Regions from separate parts of the Homo sapiens genome. Here region 1 is linked to region 2. The links are chromatin loops, found by intact Hi-C in ENCODE. Cell type or tissue: heart left ventricle. All regions are shown on one strand. Each heading gives the region's core, and the rest is flanking DNA. Links, peaks and the distances in the headings are about the cores only.

Region 1 (9,394 bases), core at 801-8,800, 320 kb before region 2:
TGAGACCCCTATCTCTACAAAAATTTAAAAAATTAGCTGGGCACGTTGGTGCCTAGAGTTCCAGTTCTTCGGGAGGCTGAGTTGGAAGGATCGTTTGAGCCTGGAAAGTCAGGGCTGCAGTGAGCTATAATCACGCCACTGCAGTCCAGCTTGCGCAACAGAGCAAGACTTCAAAAAAAAAAAAAAAAAAAAAAGGATTCTACTGGTCTATGTAGCAGAAGTTAGTTCAGTCCATCTGATGTCCTTAAAGCTATGCTCACAAGAATGCTATCTCCATGTGGGCAGGGAGTTTTGCCTGCCTTGTTCACTCAGAAAAAGTTGTTGACTGACAGACTATCCTGCAGGCAGAACTTGCATCCTGAAAGTGCCAATCATCAGTTGAAAAGTTAATCTCAGTTCCTTTTGTAGTTATTTCTTAAGTACAGTGTGCCAGGCGCTGTGGTATACACAGGGCTAGATAGGGTCCTGTGACCATGCTCAGGGAATTTTCAGTCTCACGTAGGAGGTAAGGCAGGTATGTAAGTCAGGTTGCCCCCTAGAGTTGTGCATTTACACCCTGCATTCCATATATGACAGTCCTGCATAAGACCTTGTTATGAAAGAATCAGGAATGATGGCTTCAGGCATAGCTGGATCCAGGAGCAGAAATCATGTCATCAGAGCCTTTCTCTCTCTCTCTTTCTTTCTCTGTTTCTTCTGTATTGGCCTCATTGTTAAGCTTGTTTTCTCCATGTGGCAGCACTAGACTTGCATTCTGTTGCGGTTGCATAAAAAACGAACAAACAAACAAAACAAAACCAGGAAAGACTCTTATTAGCCTGGCTCGGGTTATGTACCAATCACTTTCACTTGGAGGAAATGGTGCTAGAATCATGCCAGTTACCTGCCCACCCAGGAAACCAGGGAGATGGTCATTTCCACCAGAAACACAGGAACTGAACTATTAGACCAGGGGTTGGCAAACTTTTAAAGGACCAAATAATAAATATATTAGCCTCATGGGCCATATGGTCTCTGTTGCAGCTACTTATTTCTACCATTGTTATGCAGAAGCAGCTGTAGACAGTAAATGAACGGGCACGTCTGTGTTTCATTAACACTTCATTTACAAAATCAGGCAGTGAATTTGGCTTTGTAGTTTGCAGACCCCTGTAATAGACAATTGGGGTATTGTGACTAGAGGGGAGGAAATTGACTAGAGAGGTGGGCAGACATCACCCCTTGTAGAGATAGGCGTCTCATTGTGTTGCCCAGGCTGGTCTTAAACTCCTGACCTCAAGCAGTCCTCCCACCTCAGCCTCCCAAAGCACTGGGATTACAGGTGAGAGCCGCGGCAACCGGCTGTGAATTATCGCTTGATTAATGAGTTGCTTTCACCAAAAATCTCAACTCCACACACACCTGTAGGATTCAGGCCACAACTACATCTAGGAAGAGCTGGGGGAGCCTGCAAGCTTAGGCTGAGTTGGGTCTTGAATGCCAGAGTAAGGAATCTGGATTTTCTTCGATACCAGCGGAGACCCCTCACAGGTGTTGAGTATCACAGCCAGGTACCTGTTTGCCCCCTAGATATCCAAATGTTGAGTGTTACAGATGCACAGCCTAGGTTCTCATGTTGAGCTGGAGGACAGTTGCGTTTTGCCTTGACTGCTGCTAACCCTTTGTGTAAGCAGGGGCAAGGGGGCTGGGACCCTCTGGGAAGATACTTCTTTTGGTTTTGCCACTAGTAGAGAAGTGGACTGGAACTTTCCCAGCAGGGCCAATACACCACAAAATTCCAGGTGGCGCCATTCACATGGTGGCCATTATGAATGGCACCACCTAGGGTTGTGCAGTCTACAGACTGAACAGCTGTGCGTGACCTTTGTGCTTCCCAGGATGAATGAGGTCTCTTCTGAACACTGGGCAGTGCTTAATACAGTTTTGACACTCAGCATAATGCAAAACGGTAAGAGAAATCTGTAAAGGGAAGATGGCTAAATCATTCAGAAAGTAAATTTACAGCTTTGTGTTTTCCCCAGATTTATTTACCAAGTGGGCAGCTGCATGTTATCAAACAGACAGGAAGTAGAAATGTCAAGTGTATGGGCTTTGCAGTGCTGTTCCTACTGCGACATTTGAGCCAAGAACCATGGGACTTGCCTCTGTGGACTGGCATGTGGCAGATGAGCTGGCCCTTTGTGTGTGCTCTGCGTGTGATCTTGGGGATACATTAATTGTCACATATGCTCATGTCCTGTGGGCCCCCAACTTTTCTTGGCTGGGCTGGGCTGGTGAAGATTAGGAAAACTGCACAATCTGACTGGTGCTTTTTGAAGCAATGCCAGAAAGACCCTCATTGAAGAGTGAATTAAAGTCAAGTTGGTTGATTGTTTGTCGAACAAGCACATATTGAATGCCTACAATGTGCAGAGCTCTTACAGCCCTCTCAGAGATGCCCCACTTGGCGATTGGGAGTGTGTGCCATTTAGAGTTTAGCATTACTGGCTTAGCTGGGGTTCTGCCTTTTAACAGTGGTGCAAATTAGTTATTCATCCTTCTCCCAACCTGTATTAGTTTGTTTTCTGTTGTGATAAAGGGATACCCAAGACTGGGTAAGGTTCAAGTGATTCTCCTTTTTTTTTTTTTGAGACGGAGTCTAGCTCTGTCGCCCAGGCTGGAGTGCAGTGGTGCAATCTCGCTCACTGCAAGCTCTGCCTCCCGGGTTCATGCCATTCTCTTGCCTCAGCCTCCCGAGTAGCTGGGACTACAGGCGTCCGCCACCACGCCCGGCTAATTTTTTGTATTTTTTTTAGTAGAGATGGGGTTTCACCGTGTTAGCTAGGATGGTCTCGATGTCCTGACCTCGTGATCCACCCGCCTCAGCCTCCCAAAATGCTGGGATTACAGACGTGAGCCACCGTGCCCGCCCAGTTTCAAGTGATTCTCATGCCTCAGCCTCCCAAGTAGCTGGGACTGCAAGTGCATGCCACCACGTCAGGTTAATTTTTGTACTTTTAATAGAGATGGGGTTTCGCCATGTCGGCCGGGTTGGTCTCGAACCCCTGACCTCAAGTGATCCACCCACCTCAGCCTCCCAAAGTCCTGGGATTACAGGCATGAGCCACCATGCCTAGCTCCTGATAACACTTTTGAAGAACATCAGATCAGTCTCATCTCATGCACAGGATGCGTCTGAAGACCTCACAGCATTCAAAACTTGCATTTTTCAAGACGAGTTTTCCCATAGGCTTTAATGTCAAGTTGGGGGGTATGCAGCCTCGGAAGGCATAAATCTACAGCCATTATGGCTTAGGGGCATGTTATTAGCAGCATCAGTCTCAAAACGACGTCACCAGCTGTTTTTCTACCTCCTTTCCCATCCCTCCAGCATCCTTACCTAGCTTTATGAGTATTGGGGGGGATCTTAAAGCCACCCCAGTTGTAATAATATCAACTAAGCTGGGCATGGAGGCATGCATCTATAGTCCCAGCTACTCAAGAGGCTGAGGGCGGGAGGATCACTTTGAGCCCAGGAGTTCGAGTCCAGCCTGGGCAACATAGTGAGACCCTGTTTCTTAAAAAAAAAAACAATGAATTGATCGATCAATCAATAAAAAATGTTTCAAGATGTATTGAGCAGCTGTTTACTACGCAACCAAGCACTGTTCTAAGCATTTTATTTATTTTTGAGACAGGGTCTCTTGCTGTGTCACCCAGGCTGGAGTACAGTGGCACAATCATAGCCCACTGCAGCCTCAAACTCCTGGGCTCAAGCAGTCCTCCCGCCTTAGCCTCCCAAGTAACTATGACTACAAACACAGACCACCATGCCCAGCTAATTTAAAAAATTTTTTTGTAGAAACAGAGTTCTGCCATGTTGCCCAGGCTGATCTCAAACTTTCGAGCTCAAGTGATCCTCCTGCCTTAGCTTCCCAAAGTTTACATTCTTCACAAAGTTTACAGCTGTGGGCCACCATGCCCAGCCAACTTTCAGTAGAGATGGGTCCTGCTGTGTTGCCCAGGCTGGTCTCAAACTCCTGGCCTCAAGGGATCCTCCTGCCTTGGCCTCCCAAAATGCTGGGATTATATGTGTGAGCCACCATGCTCGGCCTCTACGCATTTTATATGTGTTAACTCATTCAGTGTTTACAACCACCGTATAATGTGGGTACTGTCAATATTTCCACTTTACAGATGGGGAAATGGAGGTACGGGAGGGGAAAGGGACTTGCCCCAGCACCCAGCCAGGGTTCAGCCCCAGCGGTTCTCTCAATGACTACCCTGTATCGTCTTCCTTCTCCATCCACCCCTACATCCTCCTTCCCAATTTCTCAGCAGTTCTTTATTGGGAGCACATTGAGTCACGGCTGCTGCTAATTTATAGCTATTTCTTTACATCAAACTTCTGTTCAGAAATTGTTGATTTTCAGGGCCATTTCTGCCGCGCAAAGAACCCTTGAGTGACATTGTTATAGGATATTTTTAAAAGATCTTAAATTATAGACACAGTGACTGTTGAAATACCAGGACACTTGTAACCAAAAGCAGAAGTTCGGATGCCTATAAAACAACCAGACGGTTCACTCCAGGCTGGAGATTGACAGGTCTCGGGCTTCACTGAGCCAAAGTGGCGCCCCCACGTGGCGACAGCTTAACTTTACACAGCTCTCCACCCAACCCCAGCTTTGAAATTATGCAAGTTCTTGACAGATTGTTCTAAATTGGGGAATATTTCTTCATATCATTTCACATTTTGTGCAAAAAGCAAGACGTTGTTGAGAGTTTAAGGACACCACACTGTCAAATTTGCATTATTCCATGTTGCATAAAATGAGTCTGAGAGCGGTTTCATCGTGGGTCTTAACCCCCAAGGGACAGAGATGCCAGTCCCCGGGGATTCCTGGACAGCTACTGAGACCTCTTCCCTTCCTATAGGATGGCCAGCCGGAGCAGTGACAAGGATGGTGACTCTGTCCACACGGCCAGCGAAGTCCCGCTGACCCCACGGACCAATTCCCCGGATGGAAGACGCTCGTCCTCAGACACATCCAAGTCTACATACAGCCTGACGCGGAGGATTTCGAGTAAGTATCTCTGCTTTACCTTTCTGGGGGCCCTGGCTGGCTTTCCCAGACACTCTCCCACGGAGAGTCATGAAGGGCAGTGTTATTGCTGGGGGAGGGCGGCAGAGTGGGATGACAGTCCAGGAGACAGGGCGAGAGAGAGATAATGACGGTGTGACAGAGGAGGGCATCACACCTGATTGCTGCTGAGTTTAATCAAAAGCAATCATTTTGATTGATTTTTGCTTTATTAATTTTAAGTTTGATTGAATTGGCTGAATTGATTAACATTGTCAGTGTATATCATTTCAGATTCTGAAAGATGAGTGTGGCTATATTATATAGCAGGGTTTGTCAATTCTGGTGACTTTGGGAGCTAGGCGGGTTGCATCAGTGGCCAAGTGCAGAGGTTGCATAGAGATAAACATTGCCTGAGTGCAGTGACAAATGGCAGCTGCCGCTCTGTCTGGAGAGTTACTAGGGCAGGGTGGGGACTTCGGTCAATTGAAAAGCAAATGCCCCATTGAAAGGGGGCCAGGGTGTCTGCTACTCAGCTCTGGCCAATGGTAGCTGTATGGGATTGGGGGCTCCGTATTGTCTGATCTTTGTAAAGAGATATTGGCAATCTGGGTTTTTTTATGTGAAACATTCTTACTTTCAAGCCTAAACAAAATGTATGTGTGGCCATCAAATTTGACCACCCAATTTGTCCACTCTGTTGTGTGGCGTATGTGTTTGACCAAACAGCATGATTTGGGTGAGGAGGAAAAAGGAGGACAAACACCCAGAGGCTCCCAACCTCCTTCTGCTCCACAAAAGTATCTCTGCTCTGTGTGAACCGATGTCTGAAATTCACCAGACAGAGGGAAAAGCTTCAAATGCATGAAACAAATCCATTCAGGTGGAGATCATTGGTGTCCAACCTTTCCTGGGGATAGAGGGAAAAGAAAAAAGTAGAAAAAAAAAGAGTTCAAGGGCATGAAATAGTGAAACAGAGGGAGCACTGGATTTCTTTAGGCCTCAGTCTTCCCATTTGTAAAATGAGAGGGCTGGTCTAGAGCTGCGCTGTCTGGTATAACAATCACTAGACACACGTAGCTGTTGAGCACGTAAATGGTGTGAGACTGAATCTTACTGATGTTCTGTAAGTGCAAAATACATACTGGACTTTCAGGACAGTGAGGAAAAAAAAAAAAAAAGTCTGGGCGCGGTGGCTCATGCCTGTAATCCCAGCACTTTGGGAGGCCGAGGCGGGAGGATCACCTGAGGTCAGGACTTCGAGACCAGCCTGGCTAACATGGTGAAACCCCATCTCTACTAAAAATACAAAATTAGACGGGCATGGTAGCGCATGCCTGTAATCCCAGCTACCTGGGAGGCTGAGGCAGGAGAATCGGTTGAACCCGGGAGGTGGAGGTTGCAGTGAGCCGAGATTGCACCACTACACTCCAGCTCAGGCAACAAAAATGAAACTCTGTCTCAAAAAAAAAAAAAAAAAGAGAGAGAGGATTTAAAGTATCTCACTAAAATATTTTTATATTGGTTCCATGTTGAAATGAGTATACATTGGATATAGTGGGTTAAATAAAATAAAATATTAAAATTAATTTTGCAGGCTGGGCGCGGTGGCTCACGCCTGTAATCCCAGCACTTTGGGAGGCCGAGGCAGGCAGATAGCTTGAGGCCAGGAGTTCAAGACCATCCTGGCCAACATGATGAAATTCCATCTCTATTAAAAATGCAAAAATGGGCCAGGTGTGGTGGTATACAACTGTAGTCCCAGCTACTTGAGAGGCTGAGCCATGAGATTCACTTGCACCTGGAAGGTGGAGGTTGCAGTGAGCCGAGATCCGCCACTGCACTCCAGCCTGGACGATAGAGCAAGACTCTGTCTCAAAATAAATAAATAAAATTAAATGAATTTTGCCCTTTTATTTGCATATTTTAAAAGTCGTGGCTGCCAGAACATTTTAAGTTACATGTGTGGCTTGCATTTCTGGCTTGCGTTATCTTTCTATGGACAGTGTGGGCCTAGGTAATTTCTAAGTCTCATGCCCAGCTCTGAACACAGGTTATCTCCATTTAGCATACATCTATCAGAGTACCTCCCATGCCTCTGGCAAATGTCTCATAAAGACAACTGTTTGGGCAATTAGCAAGAATGCCATGAGCTCATTGCTAGAAGAGAGGGATGTGCAAAGGTTGGAATAATGAACTTGGGATCAATGCATTCTGCTGGTTCATGGAAGGGAGAGAGGCGGCCCGTAAGCGGTGAGGTTTGAATATGAACCTTGAAGAAGTACAGTCGTTCCCATTTATTGGTCTGTGCCTACGGGCACATTCTGTGCCATGCTCTTTTCATGCCCTGGCTCAGTGAATCTTCACCACATTCTTTGAGGTAGGTGCCGTTATTGACTCTATTTTACTGATGGGAAAACAGAGTCCCAGAGAGTCAAAAGAATATGCCCGGAGTCACATGGCTCACTGGTAATGAGTACACGAGTAGTGAGTAAGTGGCTGAGATGGAATTCCACCCAGGCACTCTGGTCCCAGAGCTCACTCTCTTAAAGTGGAGACATCGTAGGATAATGGTTAGAGCCAGACTCTGGGGTCAGCTAGACCAGCCTGACCCCTGGCTCCTACACTTGCAAGTGTGTGACCTTCAGAAAGTTACTTAAAGCTTCTGTTTCCTCGTCTATAAAGTGGGGATAATAGTAATTATCTAATAATTCAAGGGGATGTGAAGATTGTGATTGCACATATGCGATGATGTAGTGTACACAGTCCATTAGAGCAGTGCCTGGCACTTAGCTGCTGTGATGATGGCAAGGTGTCAATAGTGCCACCAAACTATCTGTCACAGAATCAGTGAGTATTTCAGAGTGTGGAGAAAGATGGCAAAGGTCATTCTGAAGCAGAGTAAACAATGCAAGAATCTGCTTACCTGCAAAGTGGCCCAGGTCTGCCCCGTATGTGGCTGTCTTCATTGTTATTTCTGGTGGCTCTCAGGTCTTGAGTCAAGACGTCCCAGCTCTCCACTCATCGATATTAAACCCATCGAGTTTGGCGTTCTCAGCGCCAAGAAGGAGCCCATCCAACCTTCGGTGCTCAGACGGACCTATAACCCCGACGACTATTTCAGGAAGTTCGAACCCCACCTGTACTCCCTCGACTCCAACAGCGACGATGTGGACTCTCTGACAGACGAGGAGATCCTGTCCAAGTACCAGCTGGGCATGCTGCACTTCAGCACTCAGTACGACCTGCTGCACAACCACCTCACCGTGCGCGTGATCGAGGCCAGGGACCTGCCACCTCCCATCTCCCACGATGGCTCGCGCCAGGACATGGCGCACTCCAACCCCTACGTCAAGATCTGTCTCCTGCCAGACCAGAAGAACTCAAAGCAGACCGGGGTCAAACGCAAGACCCAGAAGCCCGTGTTTGAGGAGCGCTACACCTTCGAGATCCCCTTCCTGGAGGCCCAGAGGAGGACCCTGCTCCTGACCGTGGTGGATTTTGATAAGTTCTCCCGCCACTGTGTCATTGGGAAAGTTTCTGTGCCTTTGTGTGAAGTTGACCTGGTCAAGGGCGGGCACTGGTGGAAGGCGCTGATTCCCAGTTCTCAGGTAAGGGATGGGTTTGTGGTGTTTCCTCCTGGGAGCTTTTTTAAAAAGTGATTATTTTTATTTTATTTTACTGTTTAAAAGGCTTTTTTGGATTTTTAAAACTTTTTATTTTGAAATAATTTTTGACTCACAAGAGGTTGCAAAAATAGCAGAGAGTTCCTGTGTCCTCTTGATCCAGCATGATAGCATCTTACGCAACCAGGAAATAGATGTTGGTAACTAACCTAGAGCTTACTCAGATTTCAGTAGTTTTTTTTTTTTTTTGAGACGCTCTGTCACCCAGGCTGGAGCGCCGTGGCGTGATCTTGGCTCACTGCAAACTCCACCTCCCAGGTTCACGCCATTCTCCTGCCTCAGCCTCCTGAGTAGCTGGGACTATAGGCGCCCGCCACCACGCCCTGCTAATTTTTTTGTATTTTTTTTTTTTTTAGTAGAGATGAGGTTTTCCGTGTTATCCAGGATGGTCTCGATCTCCTGACCTCAAGATTTCACTACTTTTTACATGCATCACTCATGTGTGTGTCTTTCTGTGAAAATTTATCACATGTATAGATTCCTGTAACCACCACCACTCTGGAAGCCTTTTTTAAATCATCGATGCTGAGTTATTTAATAAGGAGAATGATTGCACAGGGTATAAAGCTATCAATCATTTTGACTTTCAGAAATTGATTTTTTTGGGGAAAAAGTGAAGGCTGGAAAACAGGATGATGCATGGAT
Region 2 (9,394 bases), core at 845-8,844:
TCTTTGGAGTCGGGGATGGAGGAGGTTCTGCCCCTGTGAGGTGTTATACATGACCATCAAAGTCCTACGTCAAGCTAGCTTTGCAGTGGCAGTACCGTAGCCAATGAGATTTATCCGAGACGCGATTATTGCTAATTGGAAATTTTCCCAATACCCCACCGTGATGACTTGAAATATAATCAGCGCTGGCAATTTTTGACAGTCTCTACGGAGACTGAATAAGAAAAAAGAAAAGAAAAGAAATTAGCTGGGTGCGATGGCTTATGCCTGTAATCCCGGCACTTTGGGAGGCTGAGGCAAGCGGATCACTTAATGTCAGGAGTTCAAGACCAGCCTGGCCAACATGGTGAAACCCCGTCTCTACTAAAAATAAAAAAACTAGCTGGGCGTGGTGGTACATGCCTATAATCCCAGCTACTCGGGAGGCTGAGGCAGGAGAATTGCTTGAACCTGGGAGGCAGAGGTTGCAGTGAGGCGAGATTGTACCACTGCATTCCAGCCTGGGCAACAGTGAGACTCTGCCTCAAAAAAATAAATAAATAAATAAATAAAGTAAATTAAAAGTCTTATTCAAACCAAATATGAAACTGGTGGTGATGTGTGGAATGTGTGTGTGTGTGCACATATGTAATGAATACGTGTGTGTATAATGTTTTTGCAGGTTTGCCAAATGATTCACAAGCCACGTGGCTGTTCTTAACACTGAAAGGTCCAGCAGAAAGGTGCAGTTACTCAGGAGAGAGGAGCCTCCTCTTAAGTAATCACTCGCATAAAACCTAATTGGAACTGAATTTAGAAAGCAGTTAAGATACATTCGAAACACAAGCACCCAACCAGTGCTGTCATTTATTCCCTTTTTTTTTTATTTTTAAGAGATAAGGCTGGGCTGTGTTGCCAGCTTTGACTCAAACTCCTAGGTCAAGCAGTCCTCCCACTTCAGCCTGCCAAGTAGCTGGGACTACAGGCACACGCCACTGCACTTGACCACGCACTTTTTCATTCACTTATTTTTTTCATTAATTCACTTCATCGGAGGAATTAATTTCTTTTGGTGTCATCTTTGGTAACAGTTGTATGTAGTGTTCATCCATCCATTCATTCAACAAATATGGACCAAATAGTGGTGAGCAAGATGGTGAACAATTCATGGTGCTGCCTGTCTAGCAGGTTTAGACATGAATTTAATTCTTAAGCAATAATTAATTACAGTTGTAGTAGATGCTCTGAAGAAGCACAGGGACTAAGGGAGACTTGTCTGTGGGGTCAGTGCAGGCAACCCATGGAAGTGATGTTGGAAGTGATTTTATTCCCCTTGGGGTCATCTTAGTGCTGTTTGTGCTTTTTTCTTTGCTTTTTTTTGAGATGGAGTTGGAGCCTCCCTCTGTCTCCCAGGCTGGAGTGCAGTGGTACAATCTCAGCTCACTGCAACCTCCCCCTCCTGGGTTCAAGTGATTCTCCTGCCTCAGCCTCCCGAGTAGCTGCGATTACGGGAGCGTGCCACCAGGTCCGGCTAATTTTTGTATTTTTAGTAGAGACGGGGTTTCACCATGTTGGCTGGGCTGGTGTTGAACTCCTGACCTCAGATGATCCGCTCGCTTCAGCCTCCCAAAGTGTTGGGATTACAGGCGTGAGCCACCATGCCCGGCTGCTGCTTGGGCTTCTACAATGAAATCTGAACTCTCTCTGAAAGCATCACTTCTGCTCATTCACCAGATGCTAAGTGCTTCCATCTAGAATGCTTCTCCCTTCACCTCCATCCCTTGTCTCCACTTCAGTGCAGCCCTGCTTCTCCTGGAGGTGTACATGCAGTGGATAGTGGCTCATGCCTGTAATCCCCGCACTTTGGGAGGCTGAGGTGGGCGGATCACCTGAGGTCAGGAGTTCGAGACCAGCCCAGCCAACATGGTAAGACCTTATCTCTACTAAAAATACAAAAATTAGCCGGGCGTGGTGGCAAGCGCCTGTAATCCCAGCTACTCAGGAGGCTGAGGCAGGAGAATTGCTTGGACCCAGGAGGCAGAGGTTGCAGTGAGCTGAAATCGCACCACTGCGCTTCAGCCTGGGTGACAGAGTGAGACTGTCTCAAAAAATAAAGAAACTACTGTACATGGAAAGCATTTTAAACAGTCTAGGACATGGTAGGCAGTCAATAAATGTTAATTAGCAAGGATTTTACATGCACTCTTTCATTTAATCACTACCACCGCAAGAATACTACCCCTATTTTACAGATAAATTCAGTAACTTACCCAAGGTCATATAGCTGGTAAGTTGCTGAATAGGAAGGCAGACTTGGCTTTCTCTGATTCCAAATCCTGTTATTAACCCTATACTAAGCCTTCCAAGGAAGTGCTTAATAGTAGTTATTAATACCTTATTTCATCATTCAAATTCTCCACCTTTTGAGGCCCTGACCATCTTAGCATAGGACCTAAATCCTTAATTTGGCCTGGCTGAATCAAAGGTAAAATGGATTTGGGATAAAGATCAAGAGACAGAGATCTCATGGCTCTCCAGAGATCTTCCCACAACACAAAGGGATATTATTATTATTATGAAATTTTTAAAGATTGGAGTCAAACTCTGTCCCCTAGGCTGTAGTGCAGTGGCACGATCCTAGCTCACTGCAGCCTCAACCTGCTAGGCTCCAGTGATCCTCCCATCTCAGCCCCTATTTGTAAATTTTTTGTAGAGATGGGGTCTCACTATGTTGCCCAGGCTAGTGTTGAACAGCCTGTTGAACAGCTAGTGTTGAACAGAGGTATCTTTTTTTTTTTTTTTTTTTTTTTTTTGAGACAGAGTCTTGCTCTCTGGCCTAGGCTGGAGTGCAGTGGTACAATCTTGGCTCACTGCAACCTCTGACTCCTGGGTTCAAGCAATTCTCCTTGCTTCAGCCTCCTGAATAGCTGGGATTACAGGCATGTGCCACCATGCCCAACTAATGTTTGTATTTTTAGTAGAGATGGGGTTTCCCCATCATGGCCAGGCTGGTCTCAAACTCCTGGCCTCAAGTGATCCACCCACCTCAGCTCCCAAAGTGCTGGGATTACAGGTATGAGCCATCACGCCTGGCCTGATGTATCTTCTTTGGTCACTTTTTCCTCCTCCTTTCACTCTAGTCATAACATGGCACGGAAGTACATGCAGTTTAGACATTTGTTGCACTCAATGAACAAATCTTTGTTGTTTATTTTAAAATTCAAGACAATTTTTTTGCAAATGCTGATTCAAAACGTACCAATCCCCATCTATCATGCCTATGCCAATACAATCTGTCACAAAAAAGTTTGCTTCTCATTGTCACATAGCTATGGGGACTGGTGGCCTTCTAAAATCACTGTCCAGCTGCTGCAAGTGTGAGGCCAGCAACCCACGGCAGGGATGCAGGAGGGAAGCCATGGCTAAGCTGTGGGCCTGGACAAAGGCCACAGATGGGGTTGAAAGGTGAGAAGCGGTAAGCTAGAGGAGACAGACGGCGTTGCCATTAAAAACAATTCAACTTCATTTTAATGTTGCTATGTAAGTTCACAATAAAATCCCTGGAAGTTCAAATTGGAAAGAGCAGTTTGGGGTCATGGGCTCAACAATATAAAGGCAGATTCAGTGAGGGGTAAGGGTAGTGGCTCTGGGGGCAGACTGACCTAGATTTGAATGCCAGTTGTACCAGACTCAAGACACCTTGGGTAAGTGGTTTTATGAAGTACCTCAGTTCTTCATCAGTAGAAAGAGTGCTAACACCTCCATAAGACTTTTGTATGGATTGAGTAAGATAATGCATGTTAAACCACTTGTATAGTTTCTGGCTAACTGTAAACAAGATGTTCTAGAAGTTCTAGTTATCTTTTTTTTTTTTTTTTTTTTTTTTTTTTTAAGAGTCAGGTTCTCACTGTGCCACCAAGGTTGTAGTGCCGTGGTGTAATCATGGCTCATTGCAGCCTTGAACTTCTGGGCTCAAGTGATCCTCCCACCTCAACCTCCTGAGTAGCTGGGAATACAGGCATGCACCACCATGCCTAATTTTTTAGAGATGGGGTCTTGCTATATTGCCCAGTCTGGCCTCAAGTAATCCTCCTGCCTCAGCTTTCTGAATTGCTGGGATTATCGGCATGAGCCACTGTGCCCAGCTAAGCTGTGACTTTTGAGGCAACCCCTTCCCTTCCACAGAGTTTAGTTTCCTCATTTGTAAAATGAGGACAAACCTAGATATTTTTGGAAGTTTCTTCCAGTTCTAATTGCCTATGATCAGATCACATCTGTTGCAGAGCTTCCTAAAAAGCCTGGAAAAATGCAACTCTGCCCCCTGGTGGTTTGCAGCTCTCTATTCAAGATGCTATAAATCCCTCATTGGCTTCAAGACCTCCCTACCATTTTGGTTGCTGTACACTGAAGCCTCACTGGATTGCATGGTGGCTTCCCCAAATTCCGTATGCCTTAGGATATGATGCTTGGCACACAGTTTTCCTTTAGTGCTCCTTTTAATAATTTTATTAGTATGGCCACAAGTTTGATGTCTACAGTACATGTTAACATAGCTGAGTACAAATATTTGAAATAAGTGTGGCAAGTTTTAAAATGTCAACTCTGAGTTATCATGCATGTCCCATGCATTTACATCTGCATCTGCAAACTGTACAATTCAATCTGTGCTTATCCTCACTGGGTCTCCCTGTGTGCCTCAGCTAGGGCAGGGCAGGGGCTCTTGTGCGTTTTTTCAGACCCAGATTTTCAAGAGCAACAGTGTTGAACTCTGGCATGCCATGGTGCATGGTGGCAACACCGGGTTTAGCTTTGGTTCAGGTAAAAATGCAGTGACCAACTATTGCATTTGTGTGAGTCACCTGATTCCCCAGGGCCTGGGCTAGCACAAAGGGTATTTTGATATCCCTGTATGAGGCCCCTGGCAGTTTCTGAACCCGTTTCGTCCCACCGTGAAAGTCTAGAAGTGAGGTTCGCAGTCTTCTACCATGCTGTCAGTGATATAGCTGGAACCAAGATGGGATTCGTAGTAACTCTTTTCATCAAAGGTATTAACAGTCCAACCAACAACCTGGATTCCTTTAGCTGACCACTTCTTCAAGTAGGCCCTGGGGAAAGAGGAAAGCCAATCCTGTTAGAATAATAAGCAGCTGTCTCAGGAATCCATAATGGCCACTAAGTATGGTGTTCACTGCATACCAATGGTGCCCAGAGAATGCCTCCTAACTGGCCTCTGCACTGTGATCAGAGGGACTGTTCCAAAACCCAGGATGCCATGAACCTCCTCTACACTGTCCCAGCTTAAAACATTTCAGTAGCTCACTAATGATCGCCACCCCCAAATGTCCTTGGCACAGCCACTGAAGGTGTGCCTGACCTGGCCCCGACCTGTCTCCTTGGCTTCATCTCACACCACATTCCCCCTTTCTTTTCTGTGCTGATTAATTTTAAATTAATTGAAAGAATATTAATTTTCTTTCACTTCCTGGAAAGAACCATGTTCCTTCCTGCCAGAGCACATTACATGTATTTTTCTCTCTGATCTGGATTCCTCCCAATTCCCACTCACCCTTCAGATCTTAGCTTAACTGTCACTTCCTTGGGGATGCTGTTTCTGACAACCCAGACCAGATTAGATTATAGCCCATGCACAGTTTTCTCTGACATAGCCTGTATCTTAGTTTTAACTTTATATTGATTGGATTTTTATTTGATTAGCATCTCTCACTCTCCCACTTGGCTATAAACGTCACGAGGGCAGAGATCATGGCTTTGATTCTTTACCCACTGCATCTTCAGCTTCTCAACATGGAACCTTGCAATAGTATAGGCACTTACCAAATATTTATTGAACTGAATCATGTATGTCTGAAATAATACTAGACCTACAACTCTAATTAGCTGAAATATACAGATACAGAATTGCCAAAGAAATGATTCCGAGATCGCTAGCAGGTTAGGAAATGGAAATTTTATGGGGAGAGGTGGGGGAGTGCCTATAACATAAGACGGTAGTGGGGAGGCTGGTGCCCACAGGATGTCTTCACTGTGGTTCTGCCCAGGATCCTGTGTTGGCTTTCAAAAAAACCAGTCACAGAAATAAAATCCCTTGCTCAGCATAGTGTCACAGGTTCATTTTTTTTCTTCAAAATACACTAAAAAACCGAAAATATGTGATCGACTCGGTCTGAAAACAGTGAAATATGCCTGAACTCTTCCCACCTAAGAAGCGAAATTGGTAATCCAATTTAGAGGTATGGTAAGCTTTGCAGGTCAGAACCAATTCAGGTTGTCTACTCTGTTAATCCTTCCTTTCAAATAAGAGCATTCAGGATGTCTGTCTGGGTAAAATAAAAAACCTTCCAACTTACGGGGATACAAAATCCTTTTGCATGAGGAAAGCTGAAATTCCACACAGGTACCACAAGATATTATGCATGCTCCAATCGAGCAAAATGTCCATCATAACAAATATAAAATGTTTCCAGAAAGTATCATAGCGTGGTTTCCCATCTCCTGTATGGCTTAGGCTCCAAGGTCTGTGAGTTAATGCTGTTATTACATCCCGATCTGTTTGTCTCATCTGCAAAGGAATTTGGGGAAGTAAAATAATGATCATATGTAAAGTTGAATACTTATTAGTTTAGATTTAGCCAATGTGCTCAATCAGATGAGGTGGTCATGGTTGGTACCCTGCCCCGGTATCTACTAAATAAGTTCTCAATCATAAACCCTTTGAGAAAATAATGTGAAGAATGTAAAGCACTAATATGCAGCACATATGAGAACTTTTTTTTCCCAGTCCTTAAAAACTGCAATCCTATCTTTAAAATGGAAAAATTAAAACTTCAGGATCAAATTTTAATAATGTCATGAGAATAAACTTTTAATTGGCTATTGACTTAAATCCTGGCCAGAGATAATTAATTAGAACTCAATGAGGAGGGAACCAAGGTCAGTTCAAGATGGGCTGTTTAGTTTTGACCCTTTCCAGAGCAAATGGCTGAAGAGTTGTAGGGGTGAGGAGGGGGATGGGGAAGTGAGGTGGGAAGGGAGAGAAGGGATTGTGACGAGAGAATGGGAGAGGACAACAGAGAAATGGAGAGATGTGGATGGAGTTCCTTTAGTCTCTGCTCTTGTGCTCCTCTGGGGGAATGTCTTATACGTTTTAAAGGACTCTGTGGTCAAGGAAGTTTGGGAAACACTGTTCCAAATGTCTGCAAGCCCCATGACCCTATTCAACTCCATGACAGCTTCTATTGATAGGCTCTATCCTCACTGTAAAAATTTTCAATGTATGCTCTGTTGGTCACTGGTAAAGAATGCTACGGAACCAGCTTGTTATTCTGGAAACTGGTAAATAAAAGGAAAGATAAAGCATTTATTCTGCCTATTTGGTAACTAAATAGTAGAGGAGGAAAAGTTTCTTTTTAAAGATCTATTTCAGCTAATGCAAGAAGTAATAGAATTAAAATATCAGCATTTTGTAGCTCCCTAGAAAATGGACAGATCTGGCCAATGAGCATCAATAGCAGCCAAAAACAACAGGAGTCAACCAGATGTCAAGTGCCTCCTGACGGAAAAACACCCTCATCTCTAGAGTTATCTTGCCAAGAATAACCAACCCTAACCTCATCAAGGCAAGCTTCCAGCTCTCGCTACCAGTTTATAGAAAATAAAGAGAAAAAAATATTAAGCCATATCATGGCATAATCAGCAAAATTTGGACTTGGGTAAACTCTACAAAACAATAATCCGGTTTCTTCAGTAAATACAAAACAAGGACCCCCCCCAAAACAAACAAACAAAAAAAACAGAGAGAGAGAGAGACAGAACCTGCAAGTTTTAAGATTTACAGTTGCCGGCAGGGCATAGTGGCTCACACCTGTAATCATTTTGGGAGGCCGAGGCAGGCAGATCACCTGAGGTCAGGAGCTCGAGACCAGCCTGGCCAACATGGCAAAACCCCGTCTCTACTAAAATACAAAAAAAATTAGCCAGGCATGGTGGTGTGTGCTTGTAATCCCAGCTACTCAGGAGGCTGAGGCAAGAGAATTGCTTGAACCCGGGAGGCAGAGGTTGCGATGAGCCGAGATCATACCACTGGGCGACAGAGCAAGACTCCGTCTCAAAAACAAACAAAAAAAGATTTACGATTGTAACACGCCGATCTTACTTGGGTCCTATTCGAATGAGCAATTTATGAAAAACAACCATTTATGACATTTCCGAGACAAGTCAAAATTTATACACTGGATATTTGATGATATGAATAATTTATTGTTAATAATTTTTAGATGGGACAATGGCATTGTGGCTATGTTTTTAAAAAGGCATCACTAGGCTGGTTACTGTGGCTCATGCCTGTAATCCCAGCACTTTGAGAGGCTGAGGTGGAAGGATTGCTTGAGCTTAGGAGTTGGAGAACTGCCTGGGTAATACAGGGAGACCCTGTCTCTACAAAAAATAAAAATAAAAAATTAGCTGGGCGTGGTGACGTGCGCCTGTGGTCCCAGCTACTTGGAAGGCTGAGGCAGGAGGATCATTTGAGCCTGGAAGGTCAAGAGTGCAGTGAGCTGTGATCACACCACTGCACTCCAGCCTGGGAAACTGAGGGAGAACCCGTCTTTTAAAATAAATAAATAAATAAATAAATAAATAAATAAATAAATAAAATGGCATCACTTTTTAAAGATTCTTAATGCAATTTTATGGATGGAATAAGATTTGCTTCAAAATAACACTGGGGAGGATCAATGGGGTTATGGGTGAAATGAGCTGGATCACAGTTAAAGGGGGGGTACACTACTACTTTATTTTATGCATGTTTTAGATTCTCCATAATTAAGAATTTATTTTATGAAGGTATGTTCTGCTGTTAGTTGGTGAGAAGTAGGGGCTACATAATTCTTTTCTGTTGTGAGAATTTTACTACAGTAATCTGAGTGAGCCTATAAACAACATAAAAGAAGGGGCAAAAGAGGAATAATGGCATTCTGTAAGGGGTATGAGTACATTCCCCTTCTGGAATTTCTCTGGTTAATTTAAAAGAGGAGCTTCTCAACTGTGACCCTGATGCAGTTCAATTTAATAGGCATCTATCCTGTGCTTACGCAGCCCATTGCAATTATCTACACCAGCTCACCTAATATGTACAAGAAAAATCCCGAATGTTACCTTGTAGATAACTTCTGGCAAGAAAGAACAGACCACACTATTATTATACAGTTGAGGAAATTCCATATACATTTTCTTTAGAGCCTCAGTAGCCTGTAAAATAAAGAGATTCATATATTTAAAATTGATTAAAATGTGATAGATAGCCCCAGCCAATAACTATCACATATTAAGTACAACCCTATGGAATAAAACAGAAGTTTACTAGAAATGGAGGTACTGAAAGTATTGGTAGAGTCTA

The links. Peaks named below come from ENCODE experiments on the same cell type or tissue, not always from the same donor. Only the 100,000 strongest peaks of a DNase experiment are listed, where the experiment ranks them.
Region 1: a loop joins it to region 2, with 3.0 times the contacts of the local background. A loop is called at or near these places in 20 of 110 quality-filtered maps.

Annotation. Positions count from the first base shown.
Region 1 is chr16:19,175,474-19,184,867 of GRCh38, forward strand. SYT17 (synaptotagmin 17) reads left to right here. Exons shown (of 8, transcript NM_016524.4): 4 at 4,918-5,066; 5 at 8,055-8,674. It overlaps LOC124903658 (a long non-coding RNA gene), which reads right to left and starts at 8,587. Exons shown (of 2, transcript XR_007065012.1): 1 at 7,990-8,587; 2 at 5,275-5,973. RefSeq lists an enhancer at 9,173-9,394. In heart left ventricle, for the core only: a CTCF peak has its summit at 4,629 (motif pointing left); DNase peaks (open chromatin) are centred at 4,618 and 4,926; H3K27me3 peaks cover 812 bases.
Region 2 is chr16:19,498,534-19,507,927 of GRCh38, forward strand. It overlaps GDE1 (glycerophosphodiester phosphodiesterase 1), which reads right to left. Exons shown (of 6, transcript NM_016641.4): 4 at 9,154-9,246; 5 at 6,348-6,559; 6 at 3,160-5,084. The coding sequence ends at 4,937. It overlaps TMC5 (transmembrane channel like 5), which reads left to right. Exons shown (of 22, transcript NM_001261841.2): 22 at 1-580. It also overlaps the pseudogene RNU4-46P. Among named protein-coding and RNA genes, the nearest start is that of TMC5-AS1, 15 kb to the left of the region's middle. In heart left ventricle, for the core only: a CTCF peak has its summit at 4,315 (motif pointing left); a DNase peak (open chromatin) is centred at 4,298.